Linked DNA regions of Homo sapiens: region 2 is linked to region 1. Evidence: read pairs that join two places in POLR2A ChIA-PET (ENCODE). Cell type or tissue: A673. All regions are shown on one strand. Each heading gives the region's core, and the rest is flanking DNA. Links, peaks and the distances in the headings are about the cores only.

Region 1 (7,636 bases), core at 3,433-5,932:
CATCATATTATTTCACCTAAAATGCTTGAAATATAGCTACTCCTTTTTTTTTTTTTTTTGAGACAGAGTCTCCCTCTGTTGCCCAGTCTGGAGTGCAGGGGCATGATCTTGGCTCACTGCAACCTCCACCCCCTGGGTTCAAGCAATTCTCCTGTCTCAGCTTCCCGAGTAGCTGGGACTACAGGTGTGCACCACCACACCAGGCTAATTTTTGTATTTTTGGTAGAGATGGGGTTTCACCATGTTGGCCAGGATGGTCTCCAACCCCTGACCTCAAGTGATCTGCTCTCCTCAGCCTCCCAAAGTGCTGGGATTACAGGTGTGAGCCACTGTGCCCAGCCTGTTTTGGGGTTTTTGTTTGTTTGTTTTGTTTTTGAGATGGAGTCTCACTCTGTTGCCCAGGCTGGAGTGCAGTGGCAGGATCTCAGCTCACTGCAACCTCTGCCTCCCGGGTTCAAGTGATTCTCCTTCCTCAGCTTCCTGAGTAGCTGGGACTACAGGTGCATACCACTGCGCCTGGTTAATTTTTGCTTTTTTTTTTTTGAGATGGAGTCTTGCTCTCTCTCCCGGCTGGAGTGCAATGGCACTATCTCTACTCACTGCAACCTTAGCCTCTTGGGTTCCAGCGATCTCCTGCTTCAGCCTCCGGAGTAGCTAGGACTACAGGCATGCACCATCATGCCCAGCTAATTTTTTGTATTTCTAGTAGAGACGGAGTTTTACCATGTTGGCCAGGATGGTCTCGAACTCTTGACCTCGTGATCCACCCCCCCCCTCCCCCCCGCCCCCCACCCCTTGGCCTCCCAAAGTGCTGGGATTACAGGAATTTTTGCATTTTTAGTAGAGACAAGGTGTCACCATGTTGGTCAGGCTGGTCTCAAACTTCTGACCTCAAGTGATCTGTCTGCCTCGGCCTCCCAAAGTGCTGGGATTACAGGCATGAGCCACCGTGCCTGGCCCCAGTCTGTTTTTTAATAGCAGTTTAACCTGTATCCAAACTAGTACCCTCAGTTTTCTATATCTTTTCTAAGTATCTCTCTTTTTCTTCTGCCAAATGTGGCAGAGAAGATATAGAAAATTGAGGATACTAGTTTGGATGTGGGTTAAGCTGCCATTACTAATTCTTGCCAAATTCTCCAACTGAATTACAAAACTCATCTGAACACTATTTTCCATATGGCCAACTACACCTGCTTTATTATTGGTACCTAGTTTTTCTCGCCCCATCCTCCTGCTGTGGGGGGAGGGGGGGCAGAATGGTTGCTCCTCAGGCTGTCTGCACAATAACTACCCCCCAGGACTTCTTGAGTTGCAGCCTAGGTTTTCTGTATCCTGGGTCATCTTTCCCCACACGCAAGAGTTTTAATTGCTTTTTTGTTGCGCTGTAACTTACATAGAGTGCGCTAATATTAAATGTCTAGTTTGCTACGTTTACATATGTCCACACTTGTGTAACTGCTGACCAAATCAAATTTTAGGACATTGCCATCATCCTAGAAGCTCCCCCACTGCATGCTGTGCCTTTTCATCCAGCAATCACCTCCATCCCCAAGGCCAACCATCATTCTGACTTCTGTGTGTGTGTGTGTGTGTGTATGTGTGTGTGTCACGCTCTCGTTCTGCTGCCCAAGCTGGAATGCAGTGGTGTGATCAAGACTCACTGTGGCCTCAACCTCCTGGTGCAATCTTCCCACCTCTGCCTCTCAACTAGCTGGGATTACAGGCATGCACCACCACCCCTGGCCAATTTTTTATTTTTATTTTTGTAGAGATGTTGTAGAGATGTTTTATTTTTATTTTTATAGGGATGTCGCCCACGCTGATCTCAGACTCCTGGGCACTAGTGATGCTCCCACTTTGGACTCCTAAAATGTTGGCATTACAGTCATGAGCCACCATGCCCAGCCCATTCATATTTCTGTTACCATAAATCAGTTTTTGGTTTTTTTTTTTTGAGACTGAGTCTCGCTCTGTCGGCCAGGCTGGAGTGCAGTGTCACGATCTCGGCTCACTGCAACCTCTGCCTCGTGGGCTCAAGCAATTCTCCTGCCTCAGCCTCCCGAGTAGCTGGGATTACAAGGGTATGCCACCACGCCCGGCTAATTTTTGTATTTTTAGTAGAGATGGGGGTTTCACTATGTTGGGGGTTTCACTATGTTGAACTCCTGACCTCAGGTAATCCACCCGCCTCGGCCTCCCAAAGTGCTGAGATTACAGGCGTGAGCCACCATGCCTGGCCCATAAATCAGTTTTATAGGGCACTAGTCCCATTCATAAGGGCCCCACTCTTATGACTGTCAACCTAAATAAACAGAGGCTCTCCAAAAGAAAATGATGTTTACTTGGGAAAAGAGCATTACAATGGGCATATGCATGCCATAGTAAACTAGGTACGTATTCAGGGAGGTAAAAGAAAACAAAGGTTTTTAAAGGAAAAAGTGAAGAAGATTACATAATTGTTTTGAAATAATTATTCTTGGCTGCAAAGATCAGTAACAAAGGTGATGCCAGTACAAGGTTGGACGTAGTTGCTGAGTAGATGTCCTTGCAAAAGTTTTTTGTTTTTGTGTTTTTTGTAGAGACGGAGTCACCCTATGTTGCCCAGGCTGGTCTCAAACTCCTGGGCTCAAGCAATCCTTCCTGCCTTGGCCTCCCAAAATGCTGAGATTACAGGTGAGCCACCGTGCCCAGTCACAAAAGTATTCTTTTGTGTGAGGTTATCATGGCCATTGTGCTAGGTTGTGAGTTTTGCAGTCTTTGTGATAGTTTTGTTACTAGGCGTATAAGCAAGAGAATCCTCTCTTCATGGTCTTCCCCGGCTCTATGTGCCAGGGGTTTTGTTTGTTGGTTTGTTTGTTTAGTTTTTTTTTTAACATTAGTGAGTCCATTTTGATTCTGACTACTTCTCCCAAAAGGCCCCACCTTCTATTTTTTCTCTTTTATTTTATTTATTTATTTTTTGAGACGGAGTCTCGCTCTGTCGCCCAGGCTGGAGTGCTGTGGCCCCATCTTGGCTCACTGCAAGCTCCGCTTCCCAGGTTCCCACCATTCTCCTGCCTCAGCCTCCCAAGTAGTTGGGACTACAGGCACCCACCACCATGCCCGGCTAATTTTTTGTATTTTTAGTAGAGACGGGGTTTCACCATGTTAGCCAGGATGGTCTTGATCTCCTGACCTTGTGATCCGCCCTCCTAGACCTCCCAAAGTGCTGGGATTGCAGGCGTGAGTCACCACGCCTGGCCCCCACCTTCTATTAAATAATGCCATCACCATGGGGTTAGGATTTCAACATATGAATTTGGGAGGGAAACAAACATTCAGACCATAGCAGGATCCCCCTCTGTAGGAACTTCTTCAGCAACCAGAGCTTCTCTTGCTTGGTGAAGTAACCATCAGAACCTTCCCTTCACCATCAGAACCTAACCTTCCCTTCCCTCCCCTTCCCTCCTCTTCCCCTCCCCTTCCCCTCCCCTTCGCTTCCCCTTCCTTGTTGCTTTTCTTTTCTTTACTTTACTTTTTTTTTTTTTTTTGACAGGGTCTTCCTCTGTTGCCCATACTGGAGTGCAGTGGTGTGATCTTGGCTCACTGAGACCTCCCAGGGTGACGCAATGCTCCCACTTCAGCCTCCCAAGTAGCTGGGACCACAGGCATGCACCACCATATCTGGCTTTTTTTTTTTTTTTTTTTTTTTTTTTTGAGAGATGGGGTTTTGCCATACTGCCCAGGCTGGTCTTGAACTCTTGAGCTCAAGTGATCCTCCCACCTTGGCCTCCCAAAGTGCTGGGATTATAAGCGTGCACCACTGCACCCAGTCAGAACTTACCATTTTCAGACATTTTGTTGATACATCCTGTCTGCTGTTGCCTTGTCTCCCACGGTCTTTGATCATTATACTTTATGTCTACTACAGAGTTGTTAGGCTTGATTTTCCAACTTAAAAAGCAAAACCTCCCCAGGTGCTTAAACAACTCTTCAAAATCTAATAAATCAAACTTCCAATACTGAAATCTCTTAAAAGACCAATATTATTTATCAACATATTCCATTTCTCTATCTACGTATAGATATATATGTATATGTATATATGTGTTCAATCTGCCATGTTTATTTGGAAGTCCTTCTGATGTTACAGCCCTTCACACATTTGAACATGTCTTCCCCAGATTTGAAGATCTCACCTCCATCTCTTCCCCAGCTCAGCAAGCTCATTTTCTTCCATGGTCCTCATGGGACATTATCATCACAGCCTCACCACATTGTCACCTGCAGGATAGCTCTTCAGATGAACTCTTCAGAAAGTCTATTTCTCTCTTCTCTTCAGAAAGTCTATTTCTCTCTTTTTTTTTTTCTGAGACAGAGTCCCATGCTGGAGTGCAATGGCGCAATCTCAGCTCACTGCAACCTCCGCCTCCTGGGTTCAAGCAATTCTCCTGCCTCAGCCTCCTGAGTAGCTGGGATGACAGTCGCCTGCCACCACCCCCAGCTAATTTTTGTATTTTTAGTAGAGATGGGGTTTCACCATGTTGGCCAGGCTGGTCTTGAACTCCTGACCTCAGGTGATCCACCCACCTCGGCCTCCCAAAGTGCTGGGATTACAGGCGTGAGCCACCATGCCCGGCCTTGATTGCCTTTCTTTTAGCTCTTTTAAGATACCTTAATGTCCTGCCATCTGGCACTTCCATCCCATCAACTCTTTCACATTCCTGTGTGATTCTTTCTCAACCCCTTTTAATTTTAGCACCTGATTTTGGTGGCTGAGATTCTGCATTAAGGTTGCTGCTGTCTTCATTCACCTTTTCAGGCCCTGGCTGAATTTTGTATTCTTTTCATGGTCTCTCCATCCAGCAGGGCCACCGCTCACCTGACTGGAGTCTATCTGGCTTTCCTTCCTGACACTCAAGTCATGCTAATGACATAGATGTGGCCTGAGCAAAGGACGGGGGGATTTTTCTTCTCTTGCTTGGATCAGCTTTGTTCATCAAAGCCCACACTATGCTACGTTTGAGTTGAGTAGGGGCACTAAGTCATCCTATTGGCACAGATTGAGATTGTAGTAACCTGAACATTCTAGACCAACAACCTCTTTCCATAGTATCAGTTATTTTTATGCACTTGGTATTCTGTGGACCAGAATGTACATTTATCCTGATTAAATTTCTTTTTTTTTCCGATTAAATTTCAATTGTTAGATTTCATCCATTGTTCTAGCCTACCAAGGTATTTACCAATCTTAATTCAATCTTGGCAGGCATTTACCAATACCTTAATTCAATCTCTCAGGATAGCGTTGATCTCTCCAAGGTCCTGATAAGCCATCGTCTCAGCATTTAGAATGACAATGCAGGACAGAAATAGACCAGCACGGTGGACGGTGCCTTTTGGTACCGACCACTGCTGTTTTGTTCAGATAAAGAAAGAACAGTTGGTGGAAGGAGGCCCAATCAAGGATTTGGTATTTAAAGGATAAACTCCTGGATCCATTTTTCTTATACTTCTGGCTTCCAATTAAAGGACTTATTTCCTGGACCTGCTCCCCCAAAGTCCATGGGCCAGAGATGGGGAACCTAAAGGAAAGTTTCAAATGTGAGGTTTTTTTTGAGAGGGCCCGGATATATTTAAAGTGGGAGAGGTGGCTTTCTGTTCATTTATATTGACTCCCCCTCCCCACCTCTCCTTTTTTTTTTTTTTTTAGGATGGAGACTTGCTTTGTTGCCCAGGCTGGAGTGCAGTGATGCAATCTCAGCTTACTGCAACCTCCGCCTCCTGGGTTCAAGTGAGTCTCCTGCCTCAGCCTCCCAAGTAGCTGGGATTACAGGCACGCACCCGGCTAATTTTTTTTTTTTTTTTTTTTGCATTTTTAGTAGAGATGGGGTTTTACCATGCTGGTCAGGCTGGTCTCAAATTCCTGACCTCAAGTGATCAGCCCACCTCAGCCTCCCAAAGTGCTGGGATTACAGACATGAGTCACTGTGCCCGGCCTCTTCTGACTCTCTTTTCTACCCCTAGAAGATAACTAGAAAGGCAGGCTTTTAGAGCTGCATTAGGAGTGAACAGAAATCTGCCACTTAATTGTCTAAATGGGGAAACTGAGGTGCAGTGAAGTCAGGTTCCTGGGCTAGCCCACTCTGGAACAAGATGACAAAGCCAGGAGGGGACTCCAGTTCCATTGCTCTGTCCTGAGCTGTCTCAGTCAGGTAACCATGGCTGTATACCTGCCACCGCTTCCTAGAGGGTCACTGTGTCTCCAGAATCTGGGGGAAAACATTAGCTTCTTATTAAAACATATGAGGATAGTCCGGACTTGATGGCTCACACTGTAATCCCAGCTCTTTGGGAGGCCGAGGTGGGTGGATCACCTGAAGTCAGGAGTTTGAGAACAGCCTGACCAACGAAGTGAAACCCTGTCTCTACTAAAAATACAAAAATGAGTCGGGCATGGTGGTGGGCACCTGTAATCCCCAGCTACTTGAGAGGCTGAGGCAGGAGACTCATTTGAACCTGGGAGGCAGGGTTGCAGTGAGCAGAGACAGCACCATTGCACTCCAGCCTGGGCAACAAGAGCGAAACTCTGTCTCAAAAAAAAGAAAAGAAAAAGAAAAAAAGAAAAAATGTGCATTTACTAACTACTTGGGCCATGGATGCCAGATCCCCCAGAGAGTACAAAAGTCGATATTTTACTTTATGGAAGAGTTTTTAAGCAGAGAAGTAAGCCTTCAAATAGGCTCCACGAATGTATCAGCTCTATTTGTGGAGGTAGGTCTGTAGCAAGTAGGAGAGGGAAACCATCCTCGTTTCCCTTGTGCTGTTATCATTATTATTTGTTATTTGTAGGTGTGACCAGGGCACAGAATATAAAAGAAAACACTTAAGAAGCCTCTGTGAGGTTACGGGTCTGGTTACTGAGACCTCTCTATAATATGCAGATTTGGCTGGGTGCAGTGGCTCATGCCTGTAATCCCAGCACTTTGGGAGGCCAACATGGGCGCATCGCCTGAGGTCAGGAGTTCGAGACCAACCTGGCCAACATGGTGAAACCCGTCTCTACTAAAAAAACAAAAATTAGCCAGACGTGGTGGCAGGCACTTGTAATCCTAGCTACTTGGGAGGCTGAGGCAGGAGAATTGCTGAAACCTAGGAGGTGGAGGTTGCAGTGGGCCGAGATCGTGCCACTGCACTCCAGCCTGGGGGTCAGAGAGAGACCTTGTCTCAAAAAAAAAAAAAAAAAAAGGCCATGATGATAATGGCGGTTTTGTGGAATGGAAAGGGGGGGAAAGGTGGGGAGAAGATTGAGAAATCGGATGGTTGCCGTGTCTGTGTAGAAGGAAGTAGACATGGGAGACTTTTCATCTTGTTCTGTACTAAGAAAAATTCTTCTGCCTTGCGATCCTGTTGATCTGTGACCTTACCCCCAACCCTGTGCTATCTGAAACATGTGCTGTGTTCACTCAGGGTTAAATGGATTAAGGGCGGTGCAAGATGTGCTTTGTTAAACAGATGCTTGAAGGCAGCATGCTCGTTAAGAGTCATCACCACTCCCTAATCTCAAGTACCCAGGGACACAAACACTGCGGAACGCCGCAGGGTCCTCTGCCTAGGAAAACCAGAGACCTTTGTTCACTTGTTTTATCTGCTGACC
Region 2 (7,636 bases), core at 3,019-5,518, 430 kb after region 1:
AGTATCTTTTATCCATATTTGTTTCTCTTTCCTGACTGTAGGATCTTCATTCTCAGTGTCTTTTTAAGTTGGGCACAATATAAAATTTAATATTTGAAAGCAACATTAATATTTATAGACTGAAAGGCATTATGTTGTTGGTTGTTAATTAAAAAGCAGATCATTGGAAATGCACATGTTTCCTTTTAAGGCAAATTTAAAAAACCAACTGCTTAAAGTTCCTTTTTATTTAGGTGACCCTTACATTTCTTTTACCCACTTACTTTTGTGGGGTCGGTCAGTTGTCCTCAGGAGAAACAGATATTTCTATACTGATGTAAGACAATTTGAAGGGTATCTATTAAGTTACAGTATTATAAGAACTAAAAATATTAATTTTCAATTTCTAACTGGATTTAGGCAAATAGCTATTTTTCCTGTATCTAAAACATTTATTTCTGAACACTTAAAAAGTATTGGATCCAAAATGATTAGGTCATTTTTACTTTACTTTGATAGGTCAGTGTTCTCATCTCCTTGTGGATTTTGAGAGAGATCGTTTCCATGTTAAATATAGTGAGTCATGAGGTCATAAACAGAGTCCTGTATAATATGAGGTTCTGGCAGTGGAGAGGACGGAAGAGGCTCCAGGGCTTTGCTGACTGGTCCCATGTGTCGCTCTGACTCCGTGGTTCTTTTTCCAGAGAACAAGGCTCTTGAACTTATCTGGAACATGAAGGGTCAAATATAGAAATAGATGGTGCTGTTCAAAGATTTTCTTGTAGAAATTCTTAGTGGGCTTTCTAAAAAGGGACAGAATTTTCTCAAAATTATTGACAAGCTACTCGGGAGGCTGAGGCAGGAGAATTGCTTGAACCTGGGAGACAGAGGTTGCAGTGAGTCAAGATCGCGCCACTGCACTCCAGCCTGGGAGACAGTGTGGGACTCCATCTCAAAAAAAAAAAAAAAAAGATTAAGAAGTTTGGGTGATGATTTGAATATATTTTAAAGATCATGCAGTAGACTGCATTCAAACCATAAGTTCGTATTTCATTCTGCTGGGTTGGATGTGGGGAGCACTGTGTAATTCTGTGTCCGAAATACTTCCTGGTTTTGCTTTGATTCAGACTTCATCTTCTCTATTTGAAATTTTGTCATGCAACTCAAATTAGTTAGCTAAAATAACCTTTGGTCAATTAAATTTCTCACTTAGGGTATTTGAACGCAAAAAGCTTAAATGAGCAGTTCTTGGTGGCTGGGTTCTACTGTGTGTTATTAATAGTAAATGAGAAGTAATACTTATTTAAGGTCTTGTATATATTAGGCACTGTTCCATATTAACTCATCTTAGCCTCACAACACTCTTGAGGGAGATACTATTATCTGCCCTATTTTATAGATGAGGGCACTGGAACAGAGAGGTTAAGCGACTTGCTGAAGGTCACACAGCTCTGTGATGACAAAACCAGGATGCAAACCTGGTTTGGCTCCAGGTCTTGTCTTGTTAGTGGCTATGTTAAAACTACCTTGTGTCCAGATTGTTAACATCTGGTTTTAAATACTGGGTTTCATAAAAAGAAGGAATTAATTTATTAGTGGTGCTGTAGGCCATTTATATATACAGCCATAAACCACTTAAATTTTTTCCTAATGCTTAATGTTTCTGTGTGTCTCTTTTTATGATTTAAAGTAAGAGCAAGAAAACACCTGAAGTTTCTTGATCAAGGCTAAATATTTTTTGATGCGTCTCCTATATAAGTGTGAAGCTTTTCTTGAGAATAAGCTGAAAATTAATTTTTCAATCGTTAGCTGTCTAAACTCGGAAGCATGATTTAGCCTTGTCTGAATGCACGAGGCTGAGTGTAGAGATGTAAATGTGTAAATAACTAAATAAACAGAAACAAATAATCACTTTTTATTCCAGCTGAATATGTTAGAGCTGTTGATTTTGTGTAATATTCTTGGTTTCTTTCTAAATGGACTGTTTTACATGATATCGGTCAGCATAAAGAAAAAGCATGTTGGAGTTCTGTATGTTTTGCACTTGTACTGAATAGCAGTTTTTGCTATGTGTGGCCTTTTAGAGTTGAGCAAGTAAATAATTGTATGCTTGTTGTTGAGCGTGGTGGTACTGGAATGTCACAGCCGCTGGGGAGGGGCAGGGGAATGTCACACTGCAGGGACAGTCTAGCAGCCTTTCTCTTTCTGAGCCGCCTCCTCTCTCCTGTGACTGTGGGTGACAACCTCAAAAAGCCTCATCATCACTGGCTACTTTTTTCTCTGCTTCTCATTGAAAACTCTTGTTTCTGGAGATGAATGCTAATTAGCTTCAGGGCAGTGCGGTCATGTGTCATGCATTCCAGGCCGCCTGGCAGCTGTGATTGTGTTTTCCATTTAGCAAATGTATTAGAATAATTTTCAGGACATTTCCATTAGGAATGACTTTTTCTTTCTCATCCATATTGTTTTTGTCTCAGAAATGTCTGCTTTTATAACAAAGCATGAGTGGAAAAATGTGAAATTATCAACTGTTAAACACACACACACACACACACACACACACACACACACACACACAACTTTTCTTAGTTGCCTGCTCTTGACTCAGTGTGGAATACCTTGAAAGTTGTCGGAGCCGGGCAGGTTTAATATTCCTGAGCAGTGCAGGATGCTGGCCAATCAGCTGATCTCAGGCTGCAGGGCAGAGACGCTTACATCCCGGGGAGGCATTTTGTGCTTTGTTTTCTTGCCAGTTTCAGCTCTCCCTTTCTGGAACTTTTGTTGTTTAGCCAGGTGAAATCAAAGCCTGAGTTCTGGTCCACAGTTTAGCCTTTGACAGCTTCCCAGAGGGCACTGGTGGGAAGCGAGTGCAGCTCCGGGGTCTCACCGTCGCTGTCCTTGCTGCGTTGAGACGTGGCCGTAGATTTTCATGGGAAAACCAGCATGGGACGTCCATATGAGAGGATGCTCTCTTCAGAGCTAGGAGGCGTTTGGTGCTCTGGGAATATTTTAAGAAACTTCTGTCTCCGTGCTGAACACGTCAGGTGGTAGAATTAATTACCATGAGAATACATTCCTGATGATGTCTGCACTGTGGAAAATAAAGCGCAAGCCCAGGATTGAAAACAATGACAAGTCCGGTGACTCTATGTATCGAACACTTCATCTGGTGAGCGCCTTTGCTGTTTGAATCCTATCTTGCTAGGTTTGATTGTGTTATGACTTTCTAGCTCAGTTGTTTTTCAATCCGAATGACAGTGATTACACCTTTCCCATTTCCCCGTATTCTGTCCTTTTACCCTCTGGATACCCTTGTTCATAAAGTCTGTATTGTGGCTTTTGGTGGGGGACGTGGGGAGGTTCAGAGTTGGTATGGAGTTGAATTTGCCTAGCATCTTTACATTTTTCTACTCTTTTATACTTAAATGGCAGAAAGATGTAATCTGCATTTTTTTGTTTAATTAATGGTCAGTTGCATTTTTTGCCTTTGTTTTGGTTATTGAGATTTTGATTGTGTTTTGTGTTACGTGCATGGTGAGAATCTCCCATCCCCCCTCAGAACGGGCTGTCCGAGTGATCGGCAGGGAGGTCTGGAAATAGGATGTTCAACTTGTTTCCTTTTATAAGGCTTGAGGTGTTTTTGACTTTATTTCTGCTTCCTTGAGAAGGAGATAGATATAGAAGGGTTGGCTCAGGGGACGTGTTACTGGTTTGACAGCAACTGACCTATTTGAACAGGTCTATTCCTACAGTAAATATTCACTCTCCAATGAGGAAGTGTAGTGGGGTAATGGCAAGAAATAATTTAGCAAAATCAGATTCAACCTTTTAATAGTTTATTATTAATAGCTCAGTCTGTCGACTATTAGATGTTGTGTCATTTAATCAAACTTAAACTTCTACAGTGCGTACACCTGATTTGCTCAAATAAGCCTTCTTCCTTCTTGGATATTTCTTCTTTGAAGTTTGTTCAAGAGGAAACTGAAAAGGTGATCGAGAACTGTAGGGATTACCATTGTACATAGTGTCTCTGAAATTATGGAGCGCATTGTCCCCAAAAAAAGCTTAAGTAAAGGCTATAAGATTTTAGGCCACTCTGGCCCCTTTTAAATCTGTGGGATGTGTTAAATCGGTCAGACTCAAAGAACAGTTTTAGAACTGTGAACTCATCTAGAGTTAGAAATTGCCTTTGGTGGTTGCATAACAGGAAGAGCTTAAACAGCTGGGTGGCTTGAGTTGATAGTGTGTACTTAAAAGTCTACCCCCTCTTTTTGTACTTTCTTTTCATCTTCCACAGGAGGAAAGCAGCATTATAAACATTGAGCATCACGCTGGTCTCAGTAAAGTGGCCCATTTCCTCTTGCCATTGTCCTCTCCTTGTCTGTATGTTGGTTGGATAATTCTTAGTCCTGACAGTGGAAAAGCTCTGCTACCCTTTAACAGTTTTAAACTCTCAAAATGCCTGTAAGTACTTTTTTGGTTTCCAGGGTGACTGATTACAGTCCTCAAGTAGGGGAGAGGTTTTTACTTTCCCCACTGGAGAAACCTGGTCTGCCTTCCCCTTGCTGGAGTCCTAAGCTGCTTGTCCCACATCCAGGATACTTGGCTTTTGGGAGCGTGTTGAGAAGCTCCCATTGAGGCGACCTTTCTTGGCACTTGTGGCTACAGCGCTTGGTGTGGGAATGACTAGGATGCCATCTGTAACACTCAGTGGTGGAGCGGGGCAAAGCCTTGAACCCAACTCCTCCTATATTCCACATCATGGCTAAGCTGCGTGGAGAAGGGCCTGATGGATTTTGATGTAAAGAAGTTTGGCCACAGTAAAGAGGGAGGGGGATTTAAAAGCTGAGCCCCACAGTATGGAAAAATCTCTAGCTTAGAGGTATTCTAAAGAAAACCTGCATTTCATAATTCCTTCCAAAAAAAATTTGGGGGGGTGTTATTTTAATAAAACAGAATTTTCAAACTTGATGACATCCTTTTAATTTGTTTCCAAGCAAATTTTAAGAGGCTTGTATATAACACCGCTTAACAACATGTATGTGCATTATAACTTGTAATGATGCATATGGTACCTTTTTATTCTTTATTCAAATAACGTGCAGTTGACAGTAAAGAGATTACATCCATCTGGACTCAGTTCCTTGTGCTACACCTGAGGGTTGGTGCCTTGATTCATTGAGTAGGGTTGCCGGTGGGGAAACTGCTTTGCCCCTTGCTCAACTTGAGAGACCACTCAGCTAAGTCTATCCTAGGCCTAGGTCGTACCTAATAAGGAAGGGATACTTAAGGCTGTGAAATGTCCAAAGAGGACCCAAGGGAATTTTAGCTGTCCCCTGAGATGCTAAAGGTGTTTCCTAATATAAGCCAGAACTTATCTCTGGCTGTCTGAGGGTGAGGTTGGGCCTAGGAGACAGCTGAATTTAGAGGACTGAAGCCCTAGCCTGCATCCTACTAACCTGAGCTCACCCCACAGGCCTGCTTCAAACTAAGGATGCCAAACCTCAGGCGTGGTAAACTTACATAGACCAAGTCAGAAACCCTGTTCACACTCTTAAAAATGGAATTCTCAAAGTATTTATGGTAGAACAGATGGAATGAAAACCCAGAGGTAGTGAGGTGTGAATTGGAAGCACAAAGGAATGTGTTAGGTTCCTTTGTCTTTTGGAATTTCCTGCCTTTGATATGTGTCAGATCCCCATGTTTGCCTTTCGTGAATCACGATTTCACACAGTTTGCCTAAATGATAAAAGGTGTGCTCTGCCTCTGTGGCAGTTCCTCAGATAACGTTTTGTTCAACATCATTTCATCATAACGTTTATGTGAAAAAAATTGATTTCTAGCCAGGACCACTGTCTGCGTGGAATTTGCATGTTAAATCCAGGTCTTCGTGGGTTTTCTCTGGGTACTCGGGTTTGCTCTCACAGCCCAAAAACGCGCACATGGGATGAATTGGCATGTCTCAGTGGTCCCTGAGTGAGTGTGTATGTGTGTGCACCCTGTGATGGAATGGCATTCTATTCAGGGTTGGTTTCTGCCTTGCACCCTGAGCTGTCAAGATAGGCTCCAGTCACCCATGATCCTGAGCTGGAATAAGTGGGTTGGAAAATGAGTGAATAAGTGAATACAAATCATTATAAAATAAAAACTTGTAAAGTATACAATCATACAAATGCATAGCAGGAAACTATGCAGTACAAAAGTATTCAGAGATCCTGCCAAAGTTGTTCTTGCTAGTTTTTGAACTGCATGATGGTAGGAGGTGCCCCTTAACAATTTTTGCTTTGCAAACATTTATTGCTTGACTTAACACACTACCGCTATGACCACCGTCACTCACCAGTTCACCAAAAGCTGGGTAAATAGTTCTCTTAACTTGTTTTTATTTATCTTACTTAAATGGATATCTGGCTTACATTTATTTCAGTGTTTAATATTAGAAGTCTTTTGGTCTTTATTTAGAAGCGTGGTGATTTTTTCTTTGACCAGAAATGTGCTGTAGGAACTTAACTTGTTTGTATCAATTAGCCTACAGTAAAAATGGTTTCTTTATGCCGTTTAGCTTAAAGTCAGTTTCCAAGAACCTATAAACCATGTTAAGTGAGGACTCACTGTAATAGACTGCAGTGAAGAATATATTTGCTATGAGCAGTAGCTTTCCTATTAATTCTGTGAAAAACAGACAGCTGTGGTTACTGTTGGAAGCTTTAGAAAAGGATGGTATAAAGCGAGGTGCCAATTATACATTTGTTGTGTTAGGTGCCTTTGCCAGGTACCAAATCAAAGCAACCAAGGAGAGTTTGGGATAAGACAGGGACAGGGCACAGTTAGTTGTCAGCTGTTATCACTGTCTGTCCATGGATTTTCATTTTGGCAAGGGTTTGCTTTCTTTCTCATTATGACTGTGTTATAATGAGTTTTCTATTACAGTTATCACTGGATCATCTAAAAGACACATGAAGATTTTTTGCTAAAATGGATGTATTTGTTCCTTTGTAATTTTTAAGACAAAGCCCTACTTGACTGTATATTTAATGATGATTTTGAGTTAGTGAAATTCTAGCTAACTAAATAAAATTGTTTAGTTTATTTCTACTGAAACAAGCTTTGATGAAAAACACAGTTTTTCTTTTCTAACAGCCTTGTTGAGATATAATTTACATACCATAGAGCTGAGCCCATTTTGGTCAATTTTTCCAGTCAGTCACCTAAGGGAAAATTGTTTGTGGGGTTACTCAGTGTCAGAAACATGCATTTCCACAGAAAACATTGAATAGTGCCACTGACAGGTGACTGACACCTTCTGGCATATAAGACCAGGGTTAGTGCTAGCAATGAATAAGCTGTGGTAATTGTAAGAGAATTAGAATAATAATTATGTGGATGTGGGTCCTGGCTCTCCTCTGTCCTGTCATGCCACTGCAGCTAATGCATCCTTCTTAGGTTCTGATTTTCCCTGTCCTTGCCTCATCTTTATTCCAGACTTCCTTCCCTTTTGGATATGCTAATGAGGGAAAGGCTCTTCAGTGTTGGCTGCCTTCCTCTGTGTTTAAAACTCCTCCATGGCATACACTTGATTTTAGCTTTTCTGACCTACACAAAACAGCAGCCTTGACTTTTAGCTCTGTGCACCAACGATTGTTTTTGGGAGGGTATT

The links. Peaks named below come from ENCODE experiments on the same cell type or tissue, not always from the same donor. Only the 100,000 strongest peaks of a DNase experiment are listed, where the experiment ranks them.
Region 2: POLR2A ChIA-PET joins it to region 1 with 11 read pairs; 4 of 35 experiments call an interaction of 5 or more read pairs at or near these places.

Annotation. Positions count from the first base shown.
Region 1 is chr21:31,583,991-31,591,626 of GRCh38, reverse strand. It overlaps LOC107985488 (a long non-coding RNA gene), which reads left to right. Exons shown (of 3, transcript XR_001755005.1): 3 at 2,580-2,618. Among named protein-coding and RNA genes, the nearest start is that of TIAM1-AS1, 29 kb to the right of the region's middle. RefSeq lists a silencer at 5,224-5,424 and enhancers at 6,657-7,441, 7,442-7,636. In A673, for the core only: no CTCF peak of the experiment used is centred there; no DNase peak of the experiment used is centred there.
Region 2 is chr21:31,155,957-31,163,592 of GRCh38, reverse strand. The region is part of intron 16 of TIAM1 (TIAM Rac1 associated GEF 1); the gene reads left to right. Among named protein-coding and RNA genes, the nearest start is that of KRTAP19-8, 120 kb to the right of the region's middle. RefSeq lists an enhancer at 4,390-4,919. In A673, for the core only: no CTCF peak of the experiment used is centred there; a DNase peak (open chromatin) is centred at 4,312.